4 separate regions of the Homo sapiens genome follow, and all the other regions are linked to region 3. A link is a contact called in ENCODE Hi-C or POLR2A ChIA-PET data. All regions are on one chromosome and are shown on one strand. Each heading gives the region's core, a stretch centred on a gene start or an enhancer-like site at or near the end of the contact. The rest is flanking DNA. Distances are from core to core; before and after follow the strand shown. Region 1 overlaps CASC15 (cancer susceptibility 15). Region 2 holds the start of NBAT1 (neuroblastoma associated transcript 1). Region 3 overlaps CDKAL1 (CDKAL1 threonylcarbamoyladenosine tRNA methylthiotransferase). Region 4 overlaps CASC15 (cancer susceptibility 15).

Evidence for each region. A loop is a pair of places that touch in the nucleus more often than their neighbours do. ChIA-PET counts read pairs that join two places held with the same protein, here RNA polymerase II (POLR2A). Pooled maps may share reads with other maps.
Region 1: a loop to region 3 is called in a pooled map, with 5 times the contacts of the local background. The contact joins two enhancer-like sites. A Hi-C loop is called at or near these places in 3 of 37 single-sample maps with no recorded cell type and 2 of 50 pooled maps.
Region 2: a loop to region 3 is called in a map of IMR-90, with 5 times the contacts of the local background. The contact joins the promoter of NBAT1 here to the enhancer-like site in region 3. A Hi-C loop is called at or near these places in 3 of 168 maps with a recorded cell type or tissue (IMR-90, PC-9 and dorsolateral prefrontal cortex) and 19 of 50 pooled maps.
Region 4: a map with no recorded cell type shows a loop between it and region 3 (6-fold over the local background). The contact joins two enhancer-like sites. A Hi-C loop is called at or near these places in 1 of 37 single-sample maps with no recorded cell type and 1 of 50 pooled maps. POLR2A ChIA-PET finds 5 or more read pairs at or near these places in 1 of 52 experiments (H1).

Annotation. Positions count from the first base shown.
Region 1 is chr6:22,024,424-22,027,123 of GRCh38, forward strand. All of the region lies in intron 7 of CASC15 (cancer susceptibility 15), which reads left to right. Among named protein-coding and RNA genes, the nearest start is that of NBAT1, 120 kb to the right of the region's middle. RefSeq lists an enhancer at 1,518-1,687. Within about 2 kb of position 1,433, at least 12 of the 41 ENCODE cell types and tissues checked have a DNase peak (open chromatin) inside an H3K27ac peak, as active enhancers do.
Region 2 is chr6:22,145,892-22,148,591 of GRCh38, forward strand. NBAT1 (neuroblastoma associated transcript 1) reads right to left here and starts at 1,302. Exons shown (of 3, transcript NR_034143.1): 1 at 1,149-1,302; 2 at 788-860. All of the region lies in intron 9 of CASC15 (cancer susceptibility 15), which reads left to right. RefSeq lists an enhancer at 2,454-2,700.
Region 3 is chr6:20,563,472-20,566,171 of GRCh38, forward strand. The region is part of intron 4 of CDKAL1 (CDKAL1 threonylcarbamoyladenosine tRNA methylthiotransferase); the gene reads left to right. Among named protein-coding and RNA genes, the nearest start is that of CDKAL1, 30 kb to the left of the region's middle. Within about 2 kb of position 1,445, at least 4 of the 41 ENCODE cell types and tissues checked have a DNase peak (open chromatin) inside an H3K27ac peak, as active enhancers do.
Region 4 is chr6:21,845,490-21,848,189 of GRCh38, forward strand. All of the region lies in intron 4 of CASC15 (cancer susceptibility 15), which reads left to right. Among named protein-coding and RNA genes, the nearest start is that of CASC15, 180 kb to the left of the region's middle. RefSeq lists enhancers at 1,568-1,617, 1,648-1,777. Within about 2 kb of position 1,347, at least 4 of the 41 ENCODE cell types and tissues checked have a DNase peak (open chromatin) inside an H3K27ac peak, as active enhancers do.

The DNA.
Region 1 (2,700 bases), core at 183-2,682, 1.5 Mb after region 3:
TGGTAGCAGTGCTCCAGTTCTAGTACTACCTTTCCCATCTTCTGCATCCTTCTAGAATCCCTTCTTGCTTGTCACGGTCACACACACTCATAAGTGTGTCTCTCTTTTTATGTGTGTATGTATATATGTAAATAAAGAAAATAAAAATATATACTCTTTCTTTAAAAAGAGTTTCTGTACAACATTAGGTTCTGCAGAGGGGTTGTTTGGTCTGGGGACTATATGCAAATATGAGATTTCTGTATTAGCAGCATATCTGATACTTTCCAACTAGTTTTTTTTTTTTCTTGTCAATCAAACATACTATGTAGATATTAGCTGTAGGCAAGGAAAGATTTAAAAATATAACCGACATGGGCAATATAGTGAGACTCTGTCTCTACAAAAAAAATTAAAAAAATTAGCAGGGTGTGGTGGCACATGCCTGTGGTCTCAGCTACTTGGGAGGCTGATGTGGGAGGATTGCTTAAGCCTGGGAGTTGGAGGCTGCAGTGAGCTGTGATCTCACCACTGCACTCCAGCCTGGGCAACAGAACAAGACCCTGTCTCAAAATAAATTAAAAACATATATATATAACCTATGACAATGGGAAACATAAGAAGTACTATAAAACTGGATATCAGATACTATTAATAAGTGAAATAAATGTTTTTACTCAGGTAATTCCTCTATGTGACTTATGGTATCCTCAAAGTGAGCTCATACTGTAACTTTCACATAACTTTCCGTCAAATGTGAAGATTTTTTTCTTCTCTCAGGGGACAGTTAATGCCTTTTGGTAAATGTAAAACTGTACTGCGAATGTCAGTTCCTGATCAGATTTGCCTGAGTCTCTAAAGGGAACATGACAAGGGGCTTTGTGCCTGCTGTGTAGGGTGTGTGGTAAGGCGTCTTTCTTCCTTGTGGCTGAATTTGGAATGCCCCGCTCTTTCAGTAAGTGCCATTAATTACACTATTGCTCCTAGAGCACTGAACTGCTCAGCAGGGAATTTCTCCCCACTTTCTGGAGTCTCTGGGGCAGTTTCCATTCATTGCTGTGGGTGGTGGTGAGGCACAGGCTCTGCACCAGCCGCCTGGCTGGAATCCGCCTGGAGACCTCTTTGTGATTTCCCTGAGCTGGGAGAGGGGATTTGGAGCACCTGGTGGGGGGATGCAGCTTGCCACCCTCGTCTTCGTCAGCCTCTCCCCTCCACCCCCTGCACTTGGGAGCACCACCCGGCAGCAGTGTTTTTGTGCCTTGAAACCTTTTGGAGCCGCTGGAATGGAGGCCACCCAGAGCTTCTGTGAGCAGCTGTAGCTGCAGATCTCCTATTGGCCAGAGCAGAGAATGTTCTTACTTATCTCCATTGAGCATGGGTGGCCGTGATCCCTCAGGATAATGCAATTTCTCACTGTCTGGAGGTGGAAGCTATTGTCCTGCTCTCCAGCTTGTTGTTTGAAGTCTTTTTGTAAGGCTTCCGGCTTCTGCTGACTCACAGACACACACAGAAAAACTCCCTTACTGGCTTGCTCCCTCCCAAGGCTTTTGAAATGGCTAAGGAGATAACAAACCTCCCCCCTGCAAGGGGGTAATAGCTTAAATAGTAAGTAGAAAGAACTGTTTTGTACATGTCCACAAAGTCTGAGAAACTTCATCTTCCTCTTTCACTGCTCACTCCGTTTCCTTCCTTGTCCCTTACTCCCCTCTTCAAAAGTTTTGGGCTGAGCCACAGGCCTAAATGTGGTTTGCATATGATTTTTACAGAGGCACAATTCACATCTGGGGACTTTTTCAGATTAACAAGTTGAAGGATGCCATCTTTGTTTCCCCTATGGAAAATTGCCATTTCTAATGAACATTTTATGAAGAAGCCTTCTTCACTTACCTCTCCCACTTGTGATAAACTGTAATTAAAATGTATGAAGAACTTGATTCATGGTGTATGCACCTGGGCTCTTTGTGGAGTCTCTCTTAGCAATATGCCGTGAGAACAGACTGGCAGTTGATGGATTTCTAAAGCAGAAAATCAAGCTTATTCACAATAGAAGCTTATAGTTTTAAAAACCACATGGATAAGAGGACTGTAGTTTTGCAAGATTTGGCAATCATCGATGAACCCAGTAGCCACAGTGACCGAGACTGAAAATGTAGAAGGCTAGCTTTCCTTCTTAATTACTTTTAAACTACGTTAGCAAATTCTCAGGGTCAGTGTGATAGTGATAGTTTCAATGCTTGATTATAGTGATTTTTTTTCGCATAATAATTTTCTTATGTTCCCGTAGCGTAACATAGGTCTTTTTATTAATTAAGGAGAAAGAGAAAGATTGTGTAGAAAGCATTCTTATGTGGTAGCATGTGTGAACTTCTTATAATTAGCAACATGTCCTCATTGCGTACTTAGAAAAATCCAGTGATATAAATCCTCTATTTTGTGCAGTCACTATTTACCCAACTAAATCATTTAACTGATAACATTCACACCTTTCTCCATGATATTTTAGAATAATATCAATGTACAAAAATAATCTCTGTCCTTTCATTGTCATCAGTTTATGAAAATACTGCCAAAGAGTTGGAAAACAAAGTTTTCTCATGTTTTACAACACAGCTCCCCTGGGCCACTGGGCCTAATTTGTTCTTACTAATTTTCAAAAGAGACTCCATCCTTTAGCTCCCCAGAAATATACAGGCTGTCCTAAAGAAGCCGCAGCCTGATACA
Region 2 (2,700 bases), core at 52-2,551, 1.6 Mb after region 3:
GCAGGGAGAGATAATAGAATAGGTTTTCCAAGCCTGATCATGCTATGAAGACGTGGTGTGTGCTTTTCAGGAATCCACTTAAGTGGAATCAGCTTTGACTAATACATACTAGAAATAATATTGCTGCCATCCAGCTAGTGTCTGTGGTACAGCATCCTCAGAATGTCTTCAAGTATCCACGGCCTCTTTAGTCTCTGTAAGTGCGCATATGTAAAAGTGTATATGTATTCCCAAGCAAGCTTCAGAGGCATGCTTCTCATTGTTCTTTTAAGGAAATGTCTTCCTGGCCGCCTGAGAGGGGCATGTCTCACTTGAGGTTTGTCTCCCTCCTGCTCCCCCTGCCTGGGTGAAATAGTTGACCACATCAGCAGCCGACTGCAGTTTGTCATGTGGTTTCTCATGTGATGCTGGGTCTGCAGCACTTGGGAGCAAGAGTCTTTGTGACTGGCACTCATGGACAGACAGTGGTGTTCAGGGACAGAACAGATTTTGGAGGGGGTGGGGAGGCCAATAAACCAAGAAACGTCAGAAATAAAAGTCGCATGAAGTACTCTGATCTCTGTATTTCCTTTTTTTTTTTTTTTTTTTTGAAATTTGATTTTAACTCTTGCTTTTTTTTATGGTTTGTGTCTGTTTTTTCCACCCCCGCTGGCGCCGAGCTGCGCTGTTTTGTGTTTCTTTTTTTTTTTTTTTTTCTATTTTTTTTTTTTAAATTCTGAAGCCAGACCGTCTTTCCTCACAGCTCCACGGCTGCATCTCCGTGGGCACGCAAGCTTCCCCTGGTTACCTGAGCTGCTCCTGCCGTCTCCCGCCTGGGCTTCGCCGTGGTGCACCCGATCCCGGAATCGTGCGTCTGCGCCCTGCGAAAGAAGGACCTGCTGGCGGAGCTCCGGCCGGGGTCTCCTGCCTCGCAGCTGGGCGAGGGGACTTGGAGGACAGGGTGAAGCTGCAGAAGACCTGGGGTGGGATGGCTAGAGAGGACGCCAAGGACTGGGGAAGGGGAAGTTAGGAATACCTTACATCCAATGCCCACCCGTGCTCCGCAGGGCAAGGGCAGCCGTCGCCTCGGCCGCGTGCACCCAGCTCAGGCTGTTCCCAGGGATTTAGTCTGGGGGGACAACCCATGGCGAGATGTGGTGGCATTTTACCTCAGAGTGGAGCTGAAGATGGATAAACAAGGTATCTGATGTATCTGCCTGAGAAGGCAGAGCTGGAGAAAGGCGGAGCGAGGGAGCGCGTGAAAAGAAAGAGATGCCGAATGCCGGGTGATTGTCTGCCGCTTGCTGTGCATTCTCATTCTAGGGAGGATGGCATAATTTATAACCCAGCACATGGATAGAGGAACTGTAAATTGTAGTCTGGATGTCCCCGGCGCTGTCGACGAAGGAACTGATGGGCTAGGTGACTGTACCAGTGTCCCCAGAGAAAATCGCAGCCTCGCAGCATGGATTTAAATGCATGTGCATGCATGTAGAGACATGAAAAAAGGTTTCTGACCATTTTACACAGGAAGTCTGTCACTTTGCTGGATCGGGCTTGATTGCAGCTTGTGTTTTCAGCTCCAGTTCAACACCCATTTCCTGACTAGTGAGACAGCATGGCCAAAGCAGCTGCATGCAGAATTTTCTTTTTACTGTGAAAGCAAGCCCCCTCTGTTTTAACTCCTTCCAGTTCTGAATGCTCTGTGCTTTGCTAGGACCGATTGTGGGGTTTTGTTTTCTTCTTCTACAAATCCCTGTAAACACAGCTGTATTCAGTAATGGCAAAAAAATTCTATCCTGTAAATAGAAATCTGATCAATTTAATCAAAATAAATGTATCCCAGATGACTTTGAGACCAGCTGGCTACCACAGGCTTCAGATGCTAAATGCTCAGTGGAGATGAATACAGTGTTATATTTACATGTTTCAGAGTGCCGGGATCAGCCTATAATTTGCAAAAAGAAATTATTTTCTAAAGACGAGAGGTGGTCCTACCAGCTCACAGCTGATGGTTAGGTACAGGTGTAAATGCTGTTCATGTGATTTGGAGATTTGCAGTGTTGCATTTCAAAAGGCATGTGCCATGAGGCAGAGTATGGCTGTTGTTAGTATGGAGAATGCTTGCTTCTAACTTGCTGTTATGGAGAGCCGAATGCCCTCTGAATAGCTTCTAGTGAGGTTGAGGGCAGGCACTTGAGGCTTGTTGTAGATTCAGATGTGAGAGCTGGGGTTCTCCAACCCCAGCTCAGTGGAGTCAGCTCAACCCTGGGGGTGAGGAGGTTTCCCAGTTGTCATGGGGAGCTCTTCTGGGACGCCTGTCTGGCCCTTCCACTGTTTGTTACTAATTCTACAAAGGCAGCTCTGTGTGTTGGATTATGTTTGGCCAGCTGTTGATGCATTCCTGCGGATGGGGCTGGGTGAGGATCTTATTACTGTACTTTCAAACTGTAGATCTGTGTGCAGGGATAGTACAGAAGGAAAGGAAAAGCAATAAGTTACAGAATCTGATCATTCTTACCTCTTTCTCCAGATAGTCCTAGAGTGAATCCAGAAAGGCTTTAAAGTGAAAAGAGGAAAGAGAGAGTAAGTGATTGGGGGTGGGTGGCATGAGGAGAAGAGAATGAAACAGAGCAAGCGCACAAGAGAAAAACAGCCTTAGAACTTCAAAGCTGCATAGACAAGCAGAATGTCACCAGCTTGTAATTAGCGGTTCATGGT
Region 3 (2,700 bases), core at 195-2,694:
TGCAAGCCATAAACAAGGGCTTTTAAAAATATTTTTGTTAATTTTTTTTTAGTTTTATAGAGATGGTGTCTCACTGTGTTGCCCAGTCTGGTCTTGAACTCCTGACCTCAACTGATCCTCCCATCTCAAATTCCCTAGTCACTGGGATTACAGGCATGAGCCACCACACCTAGCCAACGAGGGCTTTTTTTTTTTCTCATTAACATAGAGATATGAAGAATACTATATTGGATTAAAAGTTTTTGCATTTGTGAAGTGTAAGCAGCTGTGTGAATGTAGTCAATGTGTATTCTTCATTTAATAAACATAAGTATCTTTTCCTTTCCAAATTATACAAAAAATACTAAAAGCAATCAAACGATTTTTACAGAATCTTAACTAATATAAAAATTTGTTCATTGCTTATAATACAGAATAATTATATAACTTGGCTCATTATCTAAGCTTAATGAATTAATGTTGGAATGTAAAAACGAGCAATTTTAAGCCAGCGATGGCTCAATCATTTTTAACTGAGGGATTTTGGGATCAATTACTAAAATGTTCTGAGCCTCAGTGTCTTTAAAATGTAATGATGCTCTATTAATCTCATGAAATTGAAGTGAAAACAAATGTGAGGTAATATGTTTTTGGAAATATTTATAAGTTTAAAAATAGCCTGCTTGGTACTTGTGCCTGTAATGCTAGCTACTCAGGAGGCTGAGACAGGTGAATTACCTGAGGCCAGGAATTTGAGTCTGTCCTGTGCAACATAGCAAGACCCCATCTCCAAAAAAGCTAATATATTTATAAAGCTTAAATGTTATAAAATGATAAACTGATGGTTTTTGAATTCTTTGCTCTACTCACCTTTCATCTGTTAAAGATGTTTTTGTACAATTTAGCTCAGTTCCTAAATATACCAAAAGATGGCACTGTTTACCTATGTTTAATATTTTAATTTGCATTTTTTGATGAAAAAGTGTGTTGAATGTTTTATCTACAAATGTTTTAAATTGAGGTTATTTTTTTACATTTAATTTTCTGTTTTGTAAATGGATCTTTAATTCATGTAAAGTTTACTAGGACCAGGTTTCATTTTTATTTTGAAATGGTTTGGAAATTCAGATATTTAACAATCATTTTGTAGATATAAACTCCTGTGTGATCCATTGTAATTAATGATAAAACCTTGTATTAATGTGACAGCTAATGTTTCATGGAAAACCTAGTTGCTTTTGTATAACAAAAACCATTAAATTTTTTAAGCCTCTGAAAACAGTCCAGTGATTAAAACATGACAGCCACAAATAAATTATTTATGTGGCTTTTAGGTCACACTGCCCAGGTTTATTCATTTTAGAAAGTTATTTTATCTTAAAAGTACCTTTGAAAATGTAGCAAAACCTTTCATTGCTTGAATTTCCTACTCACAGTTGTGTGATGAGAGGAGAATCTAGGTCCAGGTCCTGCGAAGAGCTTCTCTGGGTGAGAAATGCAAAAATTAGATAATATGAATTTGACTTGAAGTGAGGGTTATTTATATAGCAGGATGTGGTGAATACACTTCCCATACAGTTAGACGGAAACCTCCTGATTGTTCATTTATACAGCCTATTACATCCAATGTAGTTTATGACCTAGAAAGAGAATACAAGTAGGATATTTTTTTATCCCATCAAAGCTATCTATATATATATATATTTTTAAATGAACAGCATTTGTCAGTGATTTTTACAGGGGTGAAAAAGCACAAGACAGTTCCATTACTATTATAAAATGTTTTACTTTTGTTGTGGGGGTAAGTTTAGAAGTCCAAGATATAATAATTTCAGATGTGCTTCTACTGTTTCCTTTACTTAAAAGTAGGGACTATTTTGAGGCAATATAATTTGTATGTTTCAGTTTTTATTTCTCTCTGAAAATCACTTTTTAGGGTACCATGCCTTGGAAAGAAAGTTTACATTTTTTTCCGTTAAAAACCCATCCTCCTAACTCTGAAATGACTGTCTCAGTTACTAAATGTATATAGCTTGGGGGAAGTGAAGGCACAGTTGGCAGTTAGAGGTTTGTTTTTATGTTCATGGGAGTATATGTGCTTATATTTAAATGTTCACTCTTCTAGCAGGGTTTGTTGATGTTAGTAATATGCTACATATGCGATTTGTCTGAATTGTTTAAAAATGCATAATTACAGGAGGATTTGATTATTCAGCAACAGTTCCAGTAGCTAAAGACTATCATATAGATATTTTCTTCCAGTATTTGACAGTGGTTCTGTGAGCTATGAGTAGCATAAAAAATAAAAAGAAGATACTGTGACTCTTTAATACCCTAGAGGCCGTAGTCTTAGGATATTCTTACTGTAGAGATGAAAAAACAGGGCTTCATTAACAAACTGAACTGCTATTTCACCTCTTTTAGTAGATGTGTAATTCTGTGGGTTTGGTAAATAACAAAGGCTTTTTTCCTAAATGATTTAATGCTTTCAGATTTTTGTGGGAAAATTAGAAAAAGCAAAAATGCACTCAGTGATTTTTTTTTTAAACCCCTTTGTTTCTGGACAAATGGACAAAGATAGTTAAGTGTCCCAAAAATGGTTTTAACAGGCTTCCCTCTCCAACCCCATACATACCCTGGCTGTCCATAATTCCAATTTTGGGTAGGTAGTAAAATGTGATATTAGACTACGAGTATTTTCCCTCCAAATAATACTTGTGA
Region 4 (2,700 bases), core at 97-2,596, 1.3 Mb after region 3:
CATTTCGAAAGAATTATTATGTTTCTCATGTGTTCAGAGTCATTTTGGTATTCACTTGAGCAAAGCAATAGTCACCCACAAGTATTCAGCCTATCTTGTCTTATTGCTTAAAAGTAAAGGCAGACGCTATTCAACACCTGGGTACCAACAGTTGACATTTACCCACATTAAGTGCTAAGGCTGTAGATGAGGATTTCTTCTTGTCGGCCTTTAAACATCCTAGTAAGCCCAGGGCCAACGCTGGCACAGGGGAAGGTGAGGGATGTGGGTGAGTAATAAGGAGTGCTTTCTTTTTTATTTTCTTATAAACTAATTTTGTTTCTCTACCTGTGATAACTCTGCAGTCCAATTTAAACCTGCCTGCTTTTCCACTTAATGCATGCTCATCTGATCTGTTAGCCTTATAATTGTGTTTCAGCAGGAGGAATACACTTGTGGCATGTCCAAGGTGTGTGTGTGTGTGTGTGTGAAAAATCCAATAGCATTCTTGATATGCAGGAGTGAAATTCTCGGGAGGAAAGCCACTGCCAAGCAACACTCTAACCTCTGCATTGATTTTGGATGCCTAGAGGTCTGGAAGATTTGACAGTTCTCCATTCCTACTGCTTCACTCTCATCCAAGAAGGAATACTGTTTCGATTAATCATTGGGAAGCATTTTGGATAGATATAGCTCTGTGTGTTTTCTTTAAATTAAATATAGAACTGTCCTTTTGAGGGAAAGCCGTGATTCTTTATTGTCAGAAAGTTTGGCTAGAATAACCTTCCCTTTTCTTGTAATATTTAACTTTGCTTGTGAGTAACTATAACAATTCACTTCCTTGCATGCCAGTGTCCTCTTGGGTAGAATCTCCTAATAACATGTACAAATGTTATGTAAATCCCCCCTCCCCCACAAGATGTTTATTGAGTGAAAATGCCTCTAAGATTTTATTCCATTACTGTCAAAATGTCCAAGGTTATTTTACGCATGCTGTGGACATATTATTTGGATTAGCAAAATGTCTAGCAAGCAGGTATAACTGATTCTGGCATGCAACTGTAATCTCTTGTTACAGGGAGACAGTGCATTCCTTTTCAAGGTTACCCTCATTTTTTTGCAAGGTTATAAACCATAGATTTAGGAATCACTGGGGTCAAAGGGAAAAGGGAAAGACAATGAGCCCCATTCATCCTTATGAGCCCTAATGAGTATAGAGATAGTATATTTTCCAGGTTAGAGCCCCATCTCTGACAGGCTTTAATTATCTATGAGCTGAAACAAGAAGCAATATAAACATACAAAAGCATTTCAGGAACAGGTTTTTGAAGGAGATGAATCACCCAAGTTGGTGTCCCACTCAGCCCTTTTGCAAGGGGCCAGCTCCCTCCATTCTGCCTGCCACTTGATCACGTGACAGCTGTTTGCAGACTAAAGGAAAGAAACAATCATTCACTAGCAGGAAACCCAATCCCGGGCAGGTGCAGTTTGAGTAACGACTCTAGGCCTGAAGGTCAGAATGGCTGCAAAGACCTAAGCTTTTGCAGATGGTCTGAGTGGGAGGAGCCAGGTTCAATAACCCTTCTGTAGCCCCCAGGTTGGTCCTTCCTCGGGGAGGGTGCTACCACTTCTCCAGATACTGCTGAACTTTTGAACCCAAGTACAGTACGCTATTTAGGATGTTTGTCATTTATAGCTTTTAGATAAAGCAGTAGCGGATTTTAAGGAAACAGTAGACAGATCCATTTTCCTTTTCCTCCAGTGATGTTAGTGATCTAATTAGAAGTCAGTGTTTTAGCAGCTTCCTCTCTATGTGCTTTGGGTTCTTTTTTTCTAAGAGACGCCTATGGACATGAACAAAAGCCGGATGTTGCACTAGGGCTTCTGAACAAGTGCTCTGCATTAGATACGTCTGGAGTTTACACACCACGCTTTCCTCTGTGCAGACCAAATGAGAGCCTGCCGGGTGTTACGACTCCCTGTGTCCATTGTCAAAGCTGTATTTTCACTGCCTTGAAAAGTGCCCTTCTGCCACTTCATTTTATATCCATTACCAGTGGCCACTTTTTCTATTTATATTGCTTGGAACTAATTGAGATTCCAGGTGCACAAGTGTGTCACACGCAAGGGCTTGGGTACTTGGGCAAGTGTAACAATAGTTCAGGAAGAGATGATCAGCAGCCACCCTTTCTGGGTTGAGGAAACCTCCAAAAAAACCGAATAGAAAGTATCAAATACATAAATTTGAAGGGAGAATATATGAGCCTGGCATCTTCTCAGCTGCAACCTGATTTATTGAAAAAAATGGTGATTGGGGGAAAGTATAGAATATTTGCTTGAAGGAATCCACTTCTCTGAATAGCTCCCTCGTTTCTGTGGCTTGGAGACTGAGACTTAGAATTCCACAATTATACTGTATAGATGAGCCTTGTTCTATATTTGGGATGTAATCTCCACACTCAGGAGCTACATATGGCCGTGAGCACCCACTTAAGAGCTAAAAATGTAAGTTACCGCCTACTTTGTCCTGAATTGGAATCATACATAATTGCTCTATGCTTTAAAAAATCTTCCTTTGAGGAAAGAGTTCAAGATCAAATTGTTAGTGGGTAATCTTATATGAAGCCAAGTATCACTAGCTGTTGAAAGAAGCTACATAAATACTTGTTGTTGAACAAATAAAATAAATGAAGGAAGAATTCACATCTCTCATTACTTAAT